3 separate regions of the Homo sapiens genome follow, and regions 2 and 3 are each linked to region 1. Evidence: read pairs that join two places in POLR2A ChIA-PET (ENCODE). Cell type or tissue: GM12878. All regions are shown on one strand. Links, peaks and the distances in the headings refer to the core of each region. The heading gives the core; the rest is flanking DNA.

Evidence for each region. ChIA-PET counts read pairs that join two places held together with the same protein. Peaks named below come from ENCODE experiments on the same cell type or tissue, not always from the same donor. Only the 100,000 strongest peaks of a DNase experiment are listed, where the experiment ranks them.
Region 2: POLR2A ChIA-PET joins it to region 1 with 6 read pairs; 2 of 35 experiments call an interaction of 5 or more read pairs at or near these places.
Region 3: POLR2A ChIA-PET joins it to region 1 with 7 read pairs; 10 of 35 experiments call an interaction of 5 or more read pairs at or near these places.

The regions. Positions count from the first base shown.
Region 1 is chr12:12,695,821-12,701,627 of GRCh38, reverse strand. GPR19 (G protein-coupled receptor 19) reads left to right here and starts at 5,445. Exons shown (of 4, transcript NM_006143.3): 1 at 5,445-5,563. RefSeq lists enhancers at 5,278-5,357, 5,538-5,697. In GM12878, for the core only: no CTCF peak of the experiment used is centred there; a DNase peak (open chromatin) is centred at 4,717; H3K4me3 peaks cover 2,181 bases; H3K27ac peaks cover 2,285 bases.
Region 2 is chr12:11,720,352-11,726,158 of GRCh38, reverse strand. The region is part of intron 1 of ETV6 (ETS variant transcription factor 6); the gene reads right to left. LOC124902879 (a long non-coding RNA gene) reads right to left here. Exons shown (of 2, transcript XR_007063212.1): 2 at 3,726-5,807. Among named protein-coding and RNA genes, the nearest start is that of ETV6, 74 kb to the right of the region's middle. RefSeq lists enhancers at 154-213, 414-613, 1,685-1,904, 5,800-5,807. In GM12878, for the core only: no CTCF peak of the experiment used is centred there; no DNase peak of the experiment used is centred there; H3K4me3 peaks cover 1,428 bases; H3K27ac peaks cover 4,107 bases.
Region 3 is chr12:12,791,808-12,797,614 of GRCh38, reverse strand. No RefSeq gene overlaps it. Among named protein-coding and RNA genes, the nearest start is that of APOLD1, 9.1 kb to the right of the region's middle. In GM12878, for the core only: no CTCF peak of the experiment used is centred there; no DNase peak of the experiment used is centred there.

The sequences.
Region 1 (5,807 bases), core at 336-5,335:
TCAATGGATTTTAGCTGGGAGAAAGGGGTAATTGAGTAAATCAAATGGGGCGATTAACTAAATGTTAACTTGGTGAATAGAAAGGACACTGTCCAAAATATCCCATAATTGGGTACCAACTCTTTGAAATTATAGGATTAGGATTTTCTCTCCCTTTTGTCTACTGGCAGTCCTATCTCCCACAATAAAAGCTTTATATGCCAGATATAGTCATTATTAGCTAATGGGCAAGCAACAAATGGGGAGATAATGTTAATATAATTCAGAAATTACATTGCTTCATTCATTATTTTTCCCAGCACACTAACATTTTGGGGCAAGCAGGGACAAGCTTCTCACAATTAAAGAGAAAACCTTAGCAACATATAAAGATGTTAAGAAAAAAAGCAGAAAATTCTGCAAGAATGCCTTCCTTTGGTGCAAACAGAGGCTTGTTTGGTGGCTTCAAGAGTTTTTTACAACATTAAGTTCTGTGGTAAACTGCAAAGTGTAAATGAAGGTGCAAAACCATTTTACCCCATTGGGGGAAAACTGATTGATAAAAAAGACAAAATCCTCGATCGGATTTTTAATTTTGATGAAACTGCTCTTAATTGGAATTAATACCCTCAAGGGCATATACATCCAAGGAAGAATCATGTGCCCCAGGATTCAAGAAACTAAAGCAGCACTGTCCAACAGAAACATTCGACAATTTAGGTTTTCTGGGAGCCACATTTTTAAAAAGTAAAAGTAAAAAGAAATGTTGAAGTGACATTTCAACATGTAATCAATATAAAATTTATTGAGATTTTTACATTATTTTTTATACTAAATTCTTAAAATCTTATGTGTATATTTTATACTTAACAGCCCTTCTCAATTTGGACTATCACATCTAAGTGTTCAATAAACACAGATGGCTAGTTACTACTGTATTGGACAGCATGGCCCTAAAGGATGACTGTGATATTGAGTACAAGTGTCAGAGGGAATTTAATTGTGTATTTTTTATTAGCATAGTAATTTTTATAGCCCTCAACTAACAAAGTTGCAAAGGTTTTGAGTGACCTGCTTCTAACCCTATATTTCCCACAAGTCCTGTTATTTTTAGTGCACCATTAAAAAAACATGCTTGTTTTCTCTGTACATACTTCCCTAAGCCTCCCTTGAAGCTAAAGGTAGTCATATGACATAGTTCTGGGCAGTAAGAAATAAAGGGAAGTCTGCAACATCATATGGGAAACATTTTTTGCCCTTATGAGAGAGTCTAACAAAACAACAACAACAACAAATAGCCAGGTGTGGTGGTGCATGCCTGTGATTCCAGCTTCTTGGGAGGCTGAGGTGGAAGAATCACTTGGGCCCAAGAAGTCAAGGCTGCATTGAGCCATAATCATGCCATTGCACTCCAACCTGGGCAACAGAGTGAGACTCTGTCTCAAAAAAAATAAAAAATAAAAAATAAAGGGACAGAGAGAGAGAGAAAGAAAGAGAGAGAAAAAAGAAGAGAGAGGCCTCAAGGAGAAAGCTTTTGGCCAGGTGCAGTGGCTCATACCTGTAATCTCAGCACTTTGGAAAGCCGATGTGGGAGGATCGCTTGAGGCCAGGTGTTCAAGACCAGCAGGAGCAACATGAGGAGACCCCATCTTTACAAAAAAAAAAAAAAAGAAAGAAAGCTTTTTTTGGCTCATACTCTCTTTTCTATTTGAAACATTTCATATGAGAACATGATGTTTGGAACTGCGGCAGCTATCTTGTGACTATGATAATAGACTCTTTAATACATTGAAGATAACAGACCATAAAGGTATCTCTCCTTATCAGAGATGTAAATGGAATGAAGTCAGCCATGCAAACATGCCAGTAGATGGAGGCAAGGGCAGAGTTCCCTAGCAGGAAGTAGAGTGCATCTGCTTCCTGTCCTCAGTGGGCATTATTTGACCAGTCACAAACCAAATTTGCCCTTCTTTCTCCCTTTTCCCCTCTCGTGCTGAAGATTCTCTTCCCTCTGATTGAAACACTGTTTTAGTGATGGGATCTTGCTATATTGTCCAGGCTGGACTTGAACTCTTGGGCTCAAGGGATATTCCTGCCTCAGCCTCCTGGGTAGCTGGGACTATAGGCATGGGCCTGTGCCAGCAGAAACATCCTTTCTTTAGGTATGACAAGAGTACTGAATTACCCCCAATACTTAAGACCTGAGTGCAGAGCTAAAAGTAAGCAAAATTTATTTGGCTTATTAGGGATTCATACACAAACCCTGCAATTTGGCCCTAATATGTATGTTTTCAATTTTTTTTTCTTGAGACAGAGTCTTGCTCTGTTGCCCAGGCTGGAGTGCTGTGGCACGATCTCGGCTCACTGCAACCTCCACCTCCCAGGTTCAAGTGATTCTCCTGCCTCAGCCTCCCGAGTAGCTGGGATTACAGGTGTGCACCACCACGCCCGGCTAATTTTTTGTATTTTTAGTAGAGACAGGGTTTCACCATGTTGGCCAGGCTGGTCTCAAACTCCTGACCTCATGATCCACCCACTGCAACCTCCCAAAGTGCTGAGATTACAGGCGTGAGCCACTGTGCCTGGCCAAATTCATTCTTTCTTTTCCCTGGAGATTAAGCTAATTTCAATGCTCATACTGACTGTGATAAACCAAATTTTTCATCTTCCCTATTCCCTATCTCCCAAACTGTTCCCTATGTATTAGTTAGGAGTGACTGTAGAATGCTATATAAAATGGGCTGGGCACAGTGGCTCATGCCTGTAATCCCAGCACTTTGGGAGGCCAAAGCTGGCGGATCACGAGGTCAGGAATTTGAGACTAGCCTGGCCAACATGGTGAAACCCCGTCTGTACTAAAAATACAAAAAATTAGCCGGGCGTGGTGGCACGCACCTGTAATCCCAGCTACTCGGGAGGCTGAGGCAAGAGAATCGCTTGAACCCGGGAGGTGGAGGTCACAGTGAGCCGAGATCAAGCCATGGCACTCTAGACTGGGTGACAGAGCAAGACCGTCTTGAGAAAAAAAAAATGCTTTAAGTTATCGATCATGAAAAAAATGTCCTATCATTCAGTTAATAAGGTTAAATTGTGTTGCTTTAACCAAGTTTGAGTAATTGGGGATGCATATCAGATTCATTATTTGGCAATTTCTTTCATTTGTCCTGGGGTCACAATAATTCGAGAACTCAGATTCACATAAATATGTGGATACAGATGGCATCAGGTTTTTCATTACTTTACAGTATCAGAGTAATCACAGGGGAGTATGCCCAGAATACTGGCTAAAGAAATGGCATGATTAACTTTTTCAGCTACTGACAGTGGAAATTTTGGTAAGTATATTTTCTGAGTCACGGGGCAGACTAAATTACCAATCCATCAGTCAGTTTCTGTTACTCACCAAAGATTTTTTTTCAGTGAAGAAAAATGTTTTATTTGACAACTTACTATTCTTACACTATAATTTTCATCACATGTAAATGAACTAGGAGTCTCAAAGAAGTCACTGTTCTTTATCAGCTCTTCCACTCCCATACTTAATTTTCATTCAAGCCTTCTCATTATGTGCAATGAGAGTATTCAGTTTGTTTAATACTGGTTGTTTGCCTTGACAAAGTAAGCCAGCTTTCTGAGTTAGTCTTAATCATTAAAGTGAACAAGATACCCATTCACTTTATCTGCATTTTTTTTTTCTTCATGATGAAAATGCCAGTTCAATACTGGCTTGGAAAACCGATTTTCACCTTACCTTAACCAAGTCAGAGTACCTCTAGATAATGGAGCGGAATTTTAAAGTTACTTCTCATTTTGGTACAAATTTGTGTTAAAAGGTATTCAAGCTGCTGGATTTACTGAGTTTTATCATATTGAACGTGAGAAAATCCAGAGGCTAGTTTCTTGAGATAAAAGGATTTTCTGTGACCGATGCTGGACACATGCAAAGCTTTCAAAATTTGGTTCCATCTGTTCACATGTCCATACATATTCTCTGCTTAATTTCATATGTCTTGAAAATCCCACTTTCCTTTTAGAAAATTTCTTGTTACAAGTTGAAGTCTTCAAATTCACCATTCAAAAACATAACAGAGTCCAATAAAATTGCCAAATTGTTAACATTTATGCTCTTATCCAGCTCTAAGATAACAATGATCCAGGTTTGGCTGAATCTACCAGTTATTTAAGGTTGTTTTTTGAGCACATTAAAATGTATCATTAGAAATCCTTCCATAAAAATACTTTTTAAAAAGTCACTTTGCCTGCCTTTTTTTTTGTTTTCAAACGAATCCAGTCATATCTGTAAAACAAGTTTCCATCAGATCTCATTTTATAAGCAACATCCTCTTCTAAGCCACCTGAAACTGACTTTGAAGAGCTCTTCAAACCATTTCAAAAATTTGTTTGTTGGCTTGTGCTTTCTTGGGTTAATGCTTCTAGAGTCGTCTCCAAGTTTCAAATTTTGCATGGCTGCTTTTTTTTTTTTTTTTTTTTTTTTACTTCGCTTCAAGAGTCAGTCTTAAATCATGTAGGTTTTGCTTGAGGTTTGCTCGAGCAAGAGGACCTTAGGTTTGGTCTTATTTGCATTTTTACCATAACTAGGCCTACATTCTAAATAAGTAACTAAATGCCACCTATGAGTTTCATTAACTGTGGCTGCTTGCCACTTTTTAGTTCTGGTTAGGGTGGTGCTATTGTTTTCCTCAGGTTCATTAGAAACATCTTCCGTGACAGCTCTGACGCGGCACCGATTTCTGAGTGTCCAGTGTTTTCCCTACCATTATTTTCTTTGGTCTGAAGTTGACACTTAAACTGTCCAGTTTTAAACCTCCGATCCGTGTTCCCAAATGAAAACATGACTTTCATTACGAATTACACGTCAAGGGAGCAAACCAAGGCGCTCGGGGCGGCGAGAACCGCGACACAGCGCTTCGCCTGGACTGGTAAACAAACCGCCGCGCAGGCGCAATGGCAACAGGACGGTAACCTGGGTAGCCGCCAATGGGCTTTTTCGTAGAGTGAAAAGCGGAAAAGCCAAACAAAACGCTGGTTCCAAGGTGATAAACTGGCTGACTTCCTCTATTTTTACTTTTTTAAAAAATTTTGTTTCTGAAGAAGTAGTTGTGCGGCCTTCTGGGCCTCGCAGAGATCTTCTTCGTGGAATTCCTCGGCCCCAGAGAAATGCCGCTAGCCTGTCGGCTAGTTATATTAGCCTAATTTTTTGTCTTGATCTTTTTCATTTGACTGCAGCACTAATCCTAATCCACTGGGGCAGCAAAAAAAAAAAAAAAAAAAAAAAAAAAAAAAAAAAAGGGCGGGTGGGATCTCAACGCCACGGAAAACCTTCATACTAGCCGGCCATCACCAAACCACGCGAGATCTGCCTGAGGAGAAGCGCCACCCCGGGAGTGCACGTTTGCGCATGCGTCTGGCTCATCATTTTTAGCGCGCAAAAGTTTCAAAACTTTCCGCCTAGTGAGAGGCGGTCCGATTTGGCCCTTGGGGAGTGTCCGTCGCGTTGATCTGATGGATTCACGTACACAACACCACATTCTATGAGATTTTGCAGGCAAAAGTCCACAAGCTCGTATGGTCATCCCTTCTTTCCGTTTTTATATTGGCCGTGAACTCTGTGAGGGGAGGTTTCAGCGACTGAAGTAGTAAAGGAGTGGGAGCGGGAGAGCCGATTAATGAGGTTGTAGAATAAGAGAGAAATCTGAAGGGACAAAGGAGTTTTATTTATTTTTTGGCTGGTGACCAAGAGGATGTGAGTGTGAGCTAAGGTAATACAGTGGGAAGGAGAAGATGGGAAGATTTGAGAGATAAATGAA
Region 2 (5,807 bases), core at 609-5,608, 980 kb after region 1:
TTGAGTACATTTCTAGAGTACATAAACATTTCTTTAGTATGTACTATAGGCCAAATATAAGAGGCACTGTGGATACACAGCTGGATGTAGAAATAGCTAATATACAATTCTTGCCTACCCTTGAAGCAACTGGAGGGAGTCAGATGGGAAGTTAACTGTCTTAGTCATGTTGTACTGCTAGGAAGGAATATCTGAGGCTGGGGAATTCATAAAGAAAAGAGGTTCATTTGGCTTACAGTTCTACAGGCGCTACAGGAAGCATGGCCCTAGCATCTGCTTCTGGTGAGGACCTCAGGCTGCTTCCACTCGTGGCGGAAAGTGAGGCGAGCCGGCGTGTGCAGAGATCACGTGGCAAGAGAGGAAGCAAGAGAGAGGCAGGGGGAGGTACCAGGCTCTTTTTAGCAATCTGCTTCTGTGAGAACTAACAGAGCGAGAACTCACTCACCCCACCACAGGGAGGGCAGCAATCTACTCAAGAGGGATCCACTTCCATGACCCACACACCTTGCATTAGGCCCCACCTCCAACACTGGAGATCAGGTCTCAACATGAGGTTTGGGGAGAGAAACATCCAAACTACAGCAGCAACATCTGAAGTAATACAGATGAGTGTACATGTAAATCCTATGGGAAAAGAAAAAGCCATAATTCAGCCTCAGAATAGGATTCTGAAATTTTTAAAATATATATTGCCTTTGAGATAGACCTTCAATGCACTTAACTTTGTTGAAACAGCAGGTTAAAAAGGGAACTCCAACCTGGTCTGTTACAAAATAGGTCAAAATTTATTAAAGCAAATAACATCCCAAGGAAAAGCTCGGGGCTGCCAAGTCCTCGTCAGTGTCTTTTCTCTCATTTTGAGCCATGCACGCTGCACAAAAGAATTTTCTTACAACTAAAATTTGGAATTCTGACCAATCCATTCACACACATATTCACAGCATGACATATAAGTACTCAGCACTAGCCTAGAAGTTGAGTGGAAAAAAAAAAAAAACAGCTAAAAAGAAAGATAAGTCTTAAGAGCTCCCTGCAGATTCCTGGCAGGGAACATGTTCTGGAGAACAGATGTGCCGCGACCCAAGGTGAAGCTGATGGGGAAGTGGGCAGGGAAGTGGGGTGGCCGTAAGTTCACGATAAAAGAAACAGTCATAAAACTATACACTTCCCAAATGCAAATTTGGAGAACCTCAGGGCAGGAGGATAAGACCTATGTGTCTGGAGCAACCACTCCAAGACACTGGAGCAGCCACAACCGAAACTCTGTTGCGATTTATTCAGTGTCTGCCTACGATTTCATGTTAATACAGGACACCCAGTCCAAATAGATTTGGGAAACCTGCAAGGGTCTCGTGCAAGGACCTCACAGCCAGACAAGCCTCTTATCTAGAGACATATCTACTACAAATATCTTAAGGAACTGTTTCAACAATTTTCCCAAGTTAACACTTTATTCCTAGTTCTCTAAGGCTTATTATTTTTCAGCCCCTCACTCCCCTCAACTCTTTATTCTTGTCACCAACTCAACCCTCTTCTGATACACAGAGCACAAATAAAGGCTTCCTGAAGACTAGGCCTTACTTGTCTTTGTATCCTACCCTCCATCTCTGCTAGTATCTAGCAGAGTAACCGGCATATAGTAGACTTTCAATGTTCATTTAATACTCAGCCATAGGGCAAGCAAAGAGAAACAATGAGGAAATAGACCCTTGAAAATCACACCGCATACAGATTCTCCCCTAAGTATAAAGTCTCCTGGTACTGATGGGCACAGGCCCACTCCACGTGATCGGCTCAAAATACTAAGGATCCACGAACAGGCCTTGCAGCTTTCTCCCAAACCATACTCCTTTCTCTGGGAGCTGCCTGCCAAGAAGGCTGCGCATGGAAACCTTAAACCTTGCTGTAAGCCCTGGCCACATCAATGGTGCAAAAGTAGCCCCTATCAGGACCTGTCAAGGGGAAACCTGAGCTGCAAGAGTAACTGGAGACTCAGGCAGCTGACCTGCTTACGATCCCTTAGTTGAGAGTTTAAACCAACTGTAACTGGGCAGTACTTGACAACCAGCTTCCCTAATGAGACCAAGAGTTAGGAGAGCTGACACACAGCACCCTCAGGTCAGGGGTGGGGGAGGGAGTATGCCACCACTGCACGGGTCAGAGAACATAGGGTGACTTTAAAGGCCCTGTTCTTCCTCTGGGCACCCCCGAGAGTGTAGGTCCGGCCCTCCCAGACCAGGACTCCTATGCTCTTCCTGGGGACTCTCAATGACACCTGGCCTTGTCCCAAGGAATACTCGTTTTAAAGATTTTTGATGGGTGGTCCAGGTAGAAGCTAGTGAAATAAAAGCTTTCTCAATGGTTGGTGATGCCACCTTGTCTTGACATGTGGGCCCCTGCAGTTGGGGAAAAGAAAGAGCAGAGGCCAAATTTACCAATGTGTTGGTCAAGGAGAGGCCAGGATAGGACAAAGGAAGAGAAGGGAACCCTGATAGATAAACCCTGTTTGATTTTTAAGGATAACGAGATTCAAGTAATTAATGTTCACCAAACTCCTACTATGTGCCGGGTACCACGCTGGAATAAAAGGCAAAGAACAGGTGAACAGTCCTGAAAAAACTCACAAAGGTCATACTTTATAACTAAGGTACATTTTCTTTTTCATTTAGAATGGATTAATTTTGTCACAATATGGCTTTTGAAGAGCAAGAAAGAATGGAAGGGAAAAAGGAATAACTGAAAGTGGAAGAAAGAAGGCAAGCAGGACATGGGAAAGGAGGGAGAGTGCGTTGTGGGTATTAAATGTGATAATCCTTGCAAAGTACTGAGTCAATCTCTGGCCTATAGTAAGTGCTCAAAAAATATCAGTCACTATATTCATTGTTACAGAGAGCCTATAACCGTGTCATACTAACCTACAATGCACACTTGCCATAGAGCAGGGAATGTTCTAAGGGCTTATCACATATTAATTCATTTAATACTCACAATCCTATGAGATATTAGGATTCCCATTTTACAAATGAGAAAACGAGGGTACAAAGAGATTCTGTAAACTATCAACTACCCAGTCACACAACTACCAAGTGAGAGATCTGAGATTCAAGCCCAGGTAGTCTGACTTCGGAGCTCAGCTTCTCATTGGTTTCACCTGTGGTTATTAAAGTGCGGTCCCTGGAACCGGGAACTTCTCAGATTTGCAAATTCTTTGTCCCACCCCAGTCCTACCAAATCAGAAACTCTGAGAGAACGGCCCAGCAACTGTTTCTAAAAGCCCCTGAGGTGATTCTGAGGAACACCAGAATTTGAGCACCTCTGCATTAATTACATTACAGTGCTTCTCCACGTAGTGGCTAAGTTAAGGCAGATAAGAAAACATCACTTCCTCCCCGGATCTGGCCTCACCTGGCAATGGGCAAAGGTCAAAATATTTGGGTTGTCCATTTCTCTCAGTTTAGGGCCTGGCCTACAACTGGGGTTTGGGAGAGTAACTTCAATTCTCTTCATTTTAGGAGAAATCAGTTTGGCTTTTCTGACTTTACTCTTTGACGTAGAAAGCCTAGGAGAGAACAACAGGCCTTGAATATTCTTAGAATAGTTTAACTCCTTCATAACGTCTGAACATCAGTTAGCAGATTTAATAGGCTGCAGTGCCCCAAAATGTCCACCATTAGATTAAAAATGAAACTTAAAAGAAAGCTTTGCTTCCAGTGTGTTAATTTAGCTTCCAACAATGCCTAGCAGGTGAATGTATCTCTACATTTTACTGGAGTTAACTCAATTATTCAAAGCGATTACAGTTTGTGGATTATCTGAGCCTCCTTCTTCTCCTCCCTGGAGCTGCTCACCTTTTGGCCATTTCACTGTTCATTAGCACCTCTACTGAAGATACCCAGGGGAGAATAAAAGGTGAGGAAACTCAAACCAGTCGACTTTTCTCCTTGTTAGCAGTTCTGATAAAGACTTGGTGGGAGAAGAATTATTATTGGCTAAAACAAGACACTGGGATTATCTATGGCTTCAATTTTCCATGCTCTCCCAGCCCCTAATTATCAGATACAGTCAAGTCAGCCTAACTTTATAGTGACAGCCCAGTCTACAAGTGAGCAGGGGCATAATATTCAAATTCTAGAATTTCCACAGAGGTAACCTATGATACCTTCTTCCTTAAATTACAGCTCTCAAAAATGCCAGGGTGATGGACAACTTTGATCACAGGTGAAAAGGCTCAAAAAGAGATCCCACAGCATTTTAACAGCTGACTTTTCCCACCATTCAAACTTTCTATGACCTAACAGAATATGTACATCTTAATATTTTACTCTCGTAAGAAAAATAAGGAAACTAATGTTCATTAGGCATCTATTATATGCCAGGGTGCCAGACCCTCTGCTGGATGTCTTATAAATATTACCTTGCTTAATTCTAGAACAATTTAGGAAATATTTTTTCTTTTCCAACTTTTACTTTAGACATAGGGTTTACGTGTGCAGGTTTGTTACATGGGTATCTTGCATCCAGGTAGTGAGCACAGTACCCAAGAGGTAGTTTCTGACTCATTAACCCCCTCCCGCTCCTCCCTCTAGTAGTCCACAGTGTTTATTGTTCCCATGTTTATGTTCATGAGTGCTCGATGTATAGCTCCTACTTATAAGTGAGAACATGCAGCATTTGGTTTTCTGTTCCTGCATTCATTCACTTAGAATTATGGTTTCCAGCTCTTCCAACATGGTTACCCATGTTGCTATAAAGGACATGATTTCATTCCTTTTTATGGCTGCAAAGTATTCCATGGTGTATATGTACCACATTAAAACAAAATCAAATCCACTGTTGATGTGCACCTAGGTTGATTCCATGTCTTTGATACTGTGAATAGCGTGGCAGTAAACATACAAGTGTATATGTCTTTTTGGTATAATGATCTAGTTTCCTTTGGATATACACCCAGTAATGAGATTTATGGGCTGAATGGTAGCTCTGTTTTAAGTTGAGAAATCTCCAAACTGCTTTCTACAATGACTGAACTAAGTTACATTTCCCCCACCGGTGTATAAGCATTCCCTTTTCTCCATAGCCTCACCAGCATCTGTTATTTTTTGACTTTTGATAATAGCATTCTGACTGGTGTGAGACAGTATCTCGTCGTGGCTTTGATTTGCATTTCTCTGATGATTAGTGATAATAAGCATTTTTTCTTGTTTGTTGGCTGCTTGTATGTCTTCTTTTAAGAGGTGTCTGTTCATGCCCTTTGCCCATTTTTTAATGGAGTTATTGTTTTTTTGCCTCTTGATTTAAGTTCCTTATAGATTCTGGATATTAGACCTTTGTTGGATGCACAGTTTGCAAATATTTTCTCCCATTCGGTAGGTTGCTGTTTACTCTGTTGATTCTTTTGCCGTGCAGAAGCTCTTTAGTTTAATTAGTTCCCACTTGTCAATTTTTTGTTTTTGTTGCAATTGCTTTTGGGGACTTAGCCAAAAATCCTTTGCCAAGGCTAGTGTCAAGAGGGGTTTTTCCTGTGTTTTCTTCTAGGATTTTTACAGTTTGAGGTCTTAGATTTCGATTTAATCCATCTTGAGTTAATTTTTGTATATGGTGAAAGGTAAGGGTTCAGTTTCATTCTTCTGCATATGGCTAGCCAGCTATCCCAGCACCATTTATGAATAAGGAGTCCTTTACCCCATTGCTTGTTTTTGTTGGCCTTGAGCAAGAAATTTTTATCCTGATTTTACAGACAGGGAAACTGAGGCTCAGGGAATTTAAATCTGAGTTCATAAGTGTCAGAACTAAGAGCTGAACACAGA
Region 3 (5,807 bases), core at 455-5,454, 96 kb before region 1:
ACAACATCGTTTTCTCATTAAAAACCACAGAATTAGACCAGGTGCAGTAGCTCACGACTGTAATCCCAGCACTTTGGGAGGCCAAGGCAGGTGGATCACCTGAGGTCAGGTGCTCAAGACCAGCCTGGCCAACATGGTGAAACTCTGTCTCTACTAAAATTACAAAAATTAGCTGGGCATCGTGGCAAGTGCCTATAATCCCAGTTACTCAGGAGGCTGAGGTAGGAAAATTGCTTGAACTCGGGAGGCAAAGGTTACAGTGAGCTGAGATCATGCCACTGAACTCCAGCCTGGGAGAACGAGACTCCATCTCAAAAATAAATAATAAAAATAATAAATAAATAAATATAATAATACTATAAAAATAAGTAATATAAATATAATAAATATAAATAAAAATAAATGAATGAATAAATAACCACAGAATTGAGTTCCTGTTAGCCCTTCATGGTATTATCCGTCACAGCCAAAACCACAGGAACTCAGCAGTTCTCTGGGCTGTGTACTCAAATTCAGAGTCAAGGTTTAGATAAGGTCATGTTCCATTTGATTGGAATATAAAGAAATCTGGGAGTTATGTAAATGAATCAAGGATTGAAGTATGGTGTGAATCTGAGCAGAAAGAAGTTGGAATCAGGAAGAAACAGCTTGAAGGTCATTGCAGGTATTAGGAGGTAAAGCCTAGATGGTTGTGATAGCAGTGGGTTGGATCAAAATGGATGGCAGAGACATTTAATGGGAAGGAAATACTTTGGCAAAAATATATTAGAGTGGCCAGGAGTGTTAGTTCATGCCTATAATCCCAGCACTTTGGGAGGCCAAGGCAGTCGAATTGCTTGAGTTCAGGAGATCGAGACCAGCCTGGGCAACATGGCAAAACCCCGTCTCTACTAAAAATACAAAAATTAGCCGGGCATGGTGGTGAGCACTTATGGTCCCAGTTACTCTGGAGGCTGAGGTGGGAGGATCACAGTGGGAGGTTGAGACTATAGTGAGCCATGGTCGCACCACTGAACTCCAGCCCACGTGAGAGAGGGAGACCCTGTCTCAAAAAAAAAAAAAAGAAAAGAAAAGAAAAGAAAAGTATATCAGAGAAGTAAGAAAGGGGAAGATTTGGAGATGATGATATTTCCGGGTAGGCCACTGGTAGACTGATGTTGCCTTTGGTAGAAGTAGAAGAGTTGTGAAACTGGGCCAGTTTTACAGATAAATTTAGCTTCAGATGTTCTGAGAAGGAATGCCAGCATATCCATGAGGATAAACTGTGCTTGTTCAGTCAATAAATGCTACTGGGCATCTCCTGTGGCGGGAGCTGAAGAGACACTGGGAGATTTAACAATATCTGTGATGTGGTTTCTGTCCTTAAGAGCCTTGGGGTAGGCACATATATATTTAATAAAATGTATCAAGTGATACGTCTGCATAAGAGACACACAGATTGCTCTTAGACATTCAGATTAGAGCAAGACTGCATCTGGCTGGAGTCAGGTATAGAACTTCAATGAGAGGAATGGCATAGTAGGAACGCAGATAGGGCTTTTGTTTTGGTGCACTCTTCCTGCAACCTTTTTCATTCAGACAATGATTTCATTTGTTTTCATTTGACATAATACCCACCAAATTCAACTTGACCCCAAAGAATCCTTTAGAGCTGGTTTCTTTTTTTTTTTTTTTTTTGAGACAGAGTCTTGCTCTGTCACCCAGGCTAAAGTGCAGTGGTGCGATCTCGGCTCACTGCCAGCTCCGTCTCCCAGGTTCACACCATTCTCCTGCCTCAGACTCCTGAGTAGCTGGGACTACAGACACCCGCCACCACGCCCGGCTAATTTTTTGTATTTTTAGTAGAGACAGGGTTTCACCGTTAGCCAGGATGGTCTCGATCTCCTGACCTCGTGATCCACCCGCCTCGGCCTCCCAAAGTGCTGGGATTACAGGCGTGAGCCACCGCGCCCGGCCGTGGAGCTGGTTTCATCCATACCAACATCCAGTCCAGGACGGGTGAGACCCTGGAAACGAACATGCTCAGTGAAGGGCTGTGTGACAAGGTCAGGGGAATGGCAGCCTGGGTCTGAGGCTCAGGGAAACTTGAACCTTAAGACTGGAGGAGAAAAAAAAGCTGTCAAGGAAACTAAATAAGAAAGGCTGGTGTCACAGAATTCAAGAAAAAGGGTGCTTTAAGAATTGGGTATTTGGCTAGGCGCAGTGGCTCACGCCTGTAATCCCAGCACTTTGGGAGGCCGGGGCAGGTGGATCACAAGGTCAAGAGATCGAGACCATCCTGAACAACACGGTGAAACCCCGTCTCTACCAAAAATACAAAATTAGCCGGGCGTGGTGGCACGAGCCTGTAGTCCCGGCTACTTGGGAGGCTGAGGCAGGAGAATCACTTGAACCCGGGAAGTGGGGGTTGCAGTGAGCCGAGATCGCACCACTGCACTCCAGTCTGGTGACAGAGCGAGACTCCGTCTCAAAAAAAAAAAAAAAAAGAAAAGAAAAAGAATTGGGTATTCAGCAAAGTCAAATGCTACAGAGAAGTTAGAAAGAATTAAAATTAAATAACTGTGTTTGCTATGCAAAACCTCAGGGGACAATGTTAAATTCAAATCAACCACAAAGCATTATGATTTTGAATAGTTTATGATACCCAACATCTTATTCCTATTCATACCTATCTACTCACCCACATACCTCCAACACTTTTAGTCCATAAGCTACTAGACTGCAATTGAGTACACACCCCAACAGGAAGAAATTTGACAAGCAGGGTCAGTAGTAGTTTCAATGGAATGACCCCAAGAAGTTTCATTTTTTGAGGTTTTAAAATCAGATCTAGATAGGCCTGTTCGACCAGTAATTCCTTCATTCATGTCTGTGTCATCTCTACTGATAACTTCAGTTCCAGCGCATCTACAGTTAGCAAAAAGTTCTTATAAATCATGTCCTTCCTCTTCAGGTGTTTTGTTCACCAGAATTTTGCCATGTTTGGGAGATTTGGGGGAGCATCACAAAATATTATTCTGTAAATAGGCTTTGTTTTGTTTTGTTTGAGACAGAGTTTTGCTCTGTCGCCTAGGCTGGAGTGCAGTGGCGTGATCTCAGCTCACTGCAACCTCTGTCTTCTGAGTTCAAGCGATTCTCCTGCCTCAGTCTCCCGAGTAGCTGAGATTACAGGTGCCTGCCACCATGCCCAGCTAATTTTTGTATTTTTAGTAGAGACGGGGTTTCACCATGTTGGCCAGGCTAGTCTTGAACTCCTGACCTCAGTTGATCCTCCCACCTCAGCCTCCCAAAGTGCTGGGATTACAGGTGTGAGCCACTGTGCCCAGCCACCATAAAAACCCATACATAGGTTTTTATGATCAGAGCAAAAGTTTTATAACTTTCAAATCACACCCACACTGTTTATTATAAATACTAGTGACTTGCAAAGCTATATTTTATTTTTTTCTTATTGACTAGCCTACTGGCATAAGATTACTCATCCTAGATGAGACTGTTACTGCCAGGAGATGTTTTTATTTTTTTTGAGACAGGTTCTTGCTCTGTTCCCCAGGCTGGCTGGAGTGCAGTGGCCCAATCACGGTTCACTGCAACCTCGACCTCCTGGGCTTAAGTGATCCTCCCACCTCAACCTCCTGAGAAGCTGGGACTATAGGTGTGCAACACCACACTCAGCTCATTTAAAAATTATTTGTACAGATGAGGTCTCACCATGTTGCTCAGGCTGGTCTCTAACTCCTGGACTCAAGCAACCCACCTGCCTCGGCCTCCCAAGGTGCTAGGATTGGCTAGGCGCAGTGGCTCACACCTGTAATCCCAGAACTTTGGGAGGCTGAGATGGGCAGATCACCTGAGGCCAGGAGTTCAAAACCACCCTGGCCAACATGGCAAAACCCTGTCTCTACCAAAAATACAAAAATTAGCCAGGCATGGTGGTGGGCGCCTGTAATCCCAGCTACTCAGGATGCTGAGGTGGGAGAATCGCCTGAACCCGAGAGGCACAGGTTGCAGTGAGCTGAGGTCATGCCACTGTACTCCAGCCTGGGCGAAAAGAGCAAAACTCCGTCTAAAAAAAAAAAATCAGAAAAGCCAAGAGCATTGGATGGGCACAGCGGCTCATGCCTGTAATCCCAGCACTTTGGGAGGCCAAGGTGTGTGGATCACTTGAGGTCAGGAGTTCAAGACTAGCCTGGCCAACATGGTGAAACCCCATCTCTACTAAAAATACACACACACACAAAAATTAGCTGGGCATGGTGGTGGGCGCCTGTAATCCCAGCTACTCAGGAGGCTGAAGCAGGAGAATCGCTTGAACCCAGGAAGCGGAGGTTGCAGTGAGCTGAGATCATGCCACTGGACTCCAGCCTGGGTGACAGAGCAAGACTCCAAAAAAAAAAAAGGAAAAGAATAGCTAAGAGCATAACTCTGGAGTCAGGCTGCCAGAATTCAAATTCTGGGGCACCTCATGCTGGCAATGCAACCTCTCAAATTCCTTACTTTATCTAATAATATAGGGTAATTATAGTGTGCACACCATAAGATTTTTGTAAGGTAAATGAAATGATACAGGTCAAATCGTACTTAGAAGAGTATCTAGTGAGTTCTCAATAAATGTTAGCTATTGTTATTGTTAAATATCCCACATGTATGTTCAATATTATTGAAATGTCATTTTATTTAAGCACTGAAAAAAATATTGTTTTTAAATGATATTTTGAGAGTGCAGTTTTAATAAAAAGTGAGGGCAGAAAGAAATGTCTGCTTATCAACCGGGGAGCGTAGAAAAAGAAGTTTCGCCTAAAAGAAAGACTTTAGACATCACCCCTACCCTTTTTGTGTAGCTTCTCCCAGTTATAATTATTTTGGTGAATTTGGCAACCGTATTCACACAAATGCTGGAGGAGGCCAGGATCTGGCTGCTCCTGTGTGTAAGGGAGGCAGATGCCTTGGCCGTGACCCATGGCTAAAGCTCAGGGGGAATCAGGTCACAGGCCTGCCTGTCCTCCCACCTCTGGGGTTTTAGTGTAAATACAAAATTGGATTAAACATCATTTTCTGCAGATGTAGCTTCATATAGATAATCTCTATGCGTGCAGGCAAAGACCACATTAGAGGGCCTTCTCTCCACAACCCGGTGCTAATGCTAGTCAGGTTTGGGGGTGCTGAGGACCCCTAATGTGCATTCCTGGACGATGGGTCTCGCTTCATCAGCACGATTTCCCCTCTCCTAACAGCTCTCTGGTTGCTAAGAGATTGTTTTCAGATCTAAGGGCTCACTCTTTGTCCTATTCCAGACCACAGCAGGGTTTACTTTCCCTCTTATGAGTTTGCCAGGAGCAAAAAGTAACATCCCAACCTCCTGTCAACTCAACAAGAGATTTATTGCAATTAACTAAAAGGACACTTGTTACTACAGGAATACCATATGCTTCAGCAAAGATAGGATCCCAGCTTGCGGCTGGCCTCTGCAAACAGTCAGGGGCCTGCCAACACAGCCTTTTTTGGTTGTACAGTTATTAACAGTGCAGCCTCCAGACCCAGGAATGTTTCCAAGGTGCAGCTGGCACTGAGATAGTGAGGTCGTCTCCAGAGTAGTCGTCCCCAACTGGCTGCCGCAACCACAATAGGCTTTTTGTTTAAATTGCTGGACCCCCTACTTAATGATCACCCTCCTTTTCTTTCTTACCAAGAGAATCTTAGGTATATTAGGGGCAGCGTTGTTCTCAGCTAAAAATACTACATTTCCCAGCCTGCCTTGCATGGTCAAGATCGGTGGCTTGCAAGGTGAAGTCCCTCAGAGATTTACG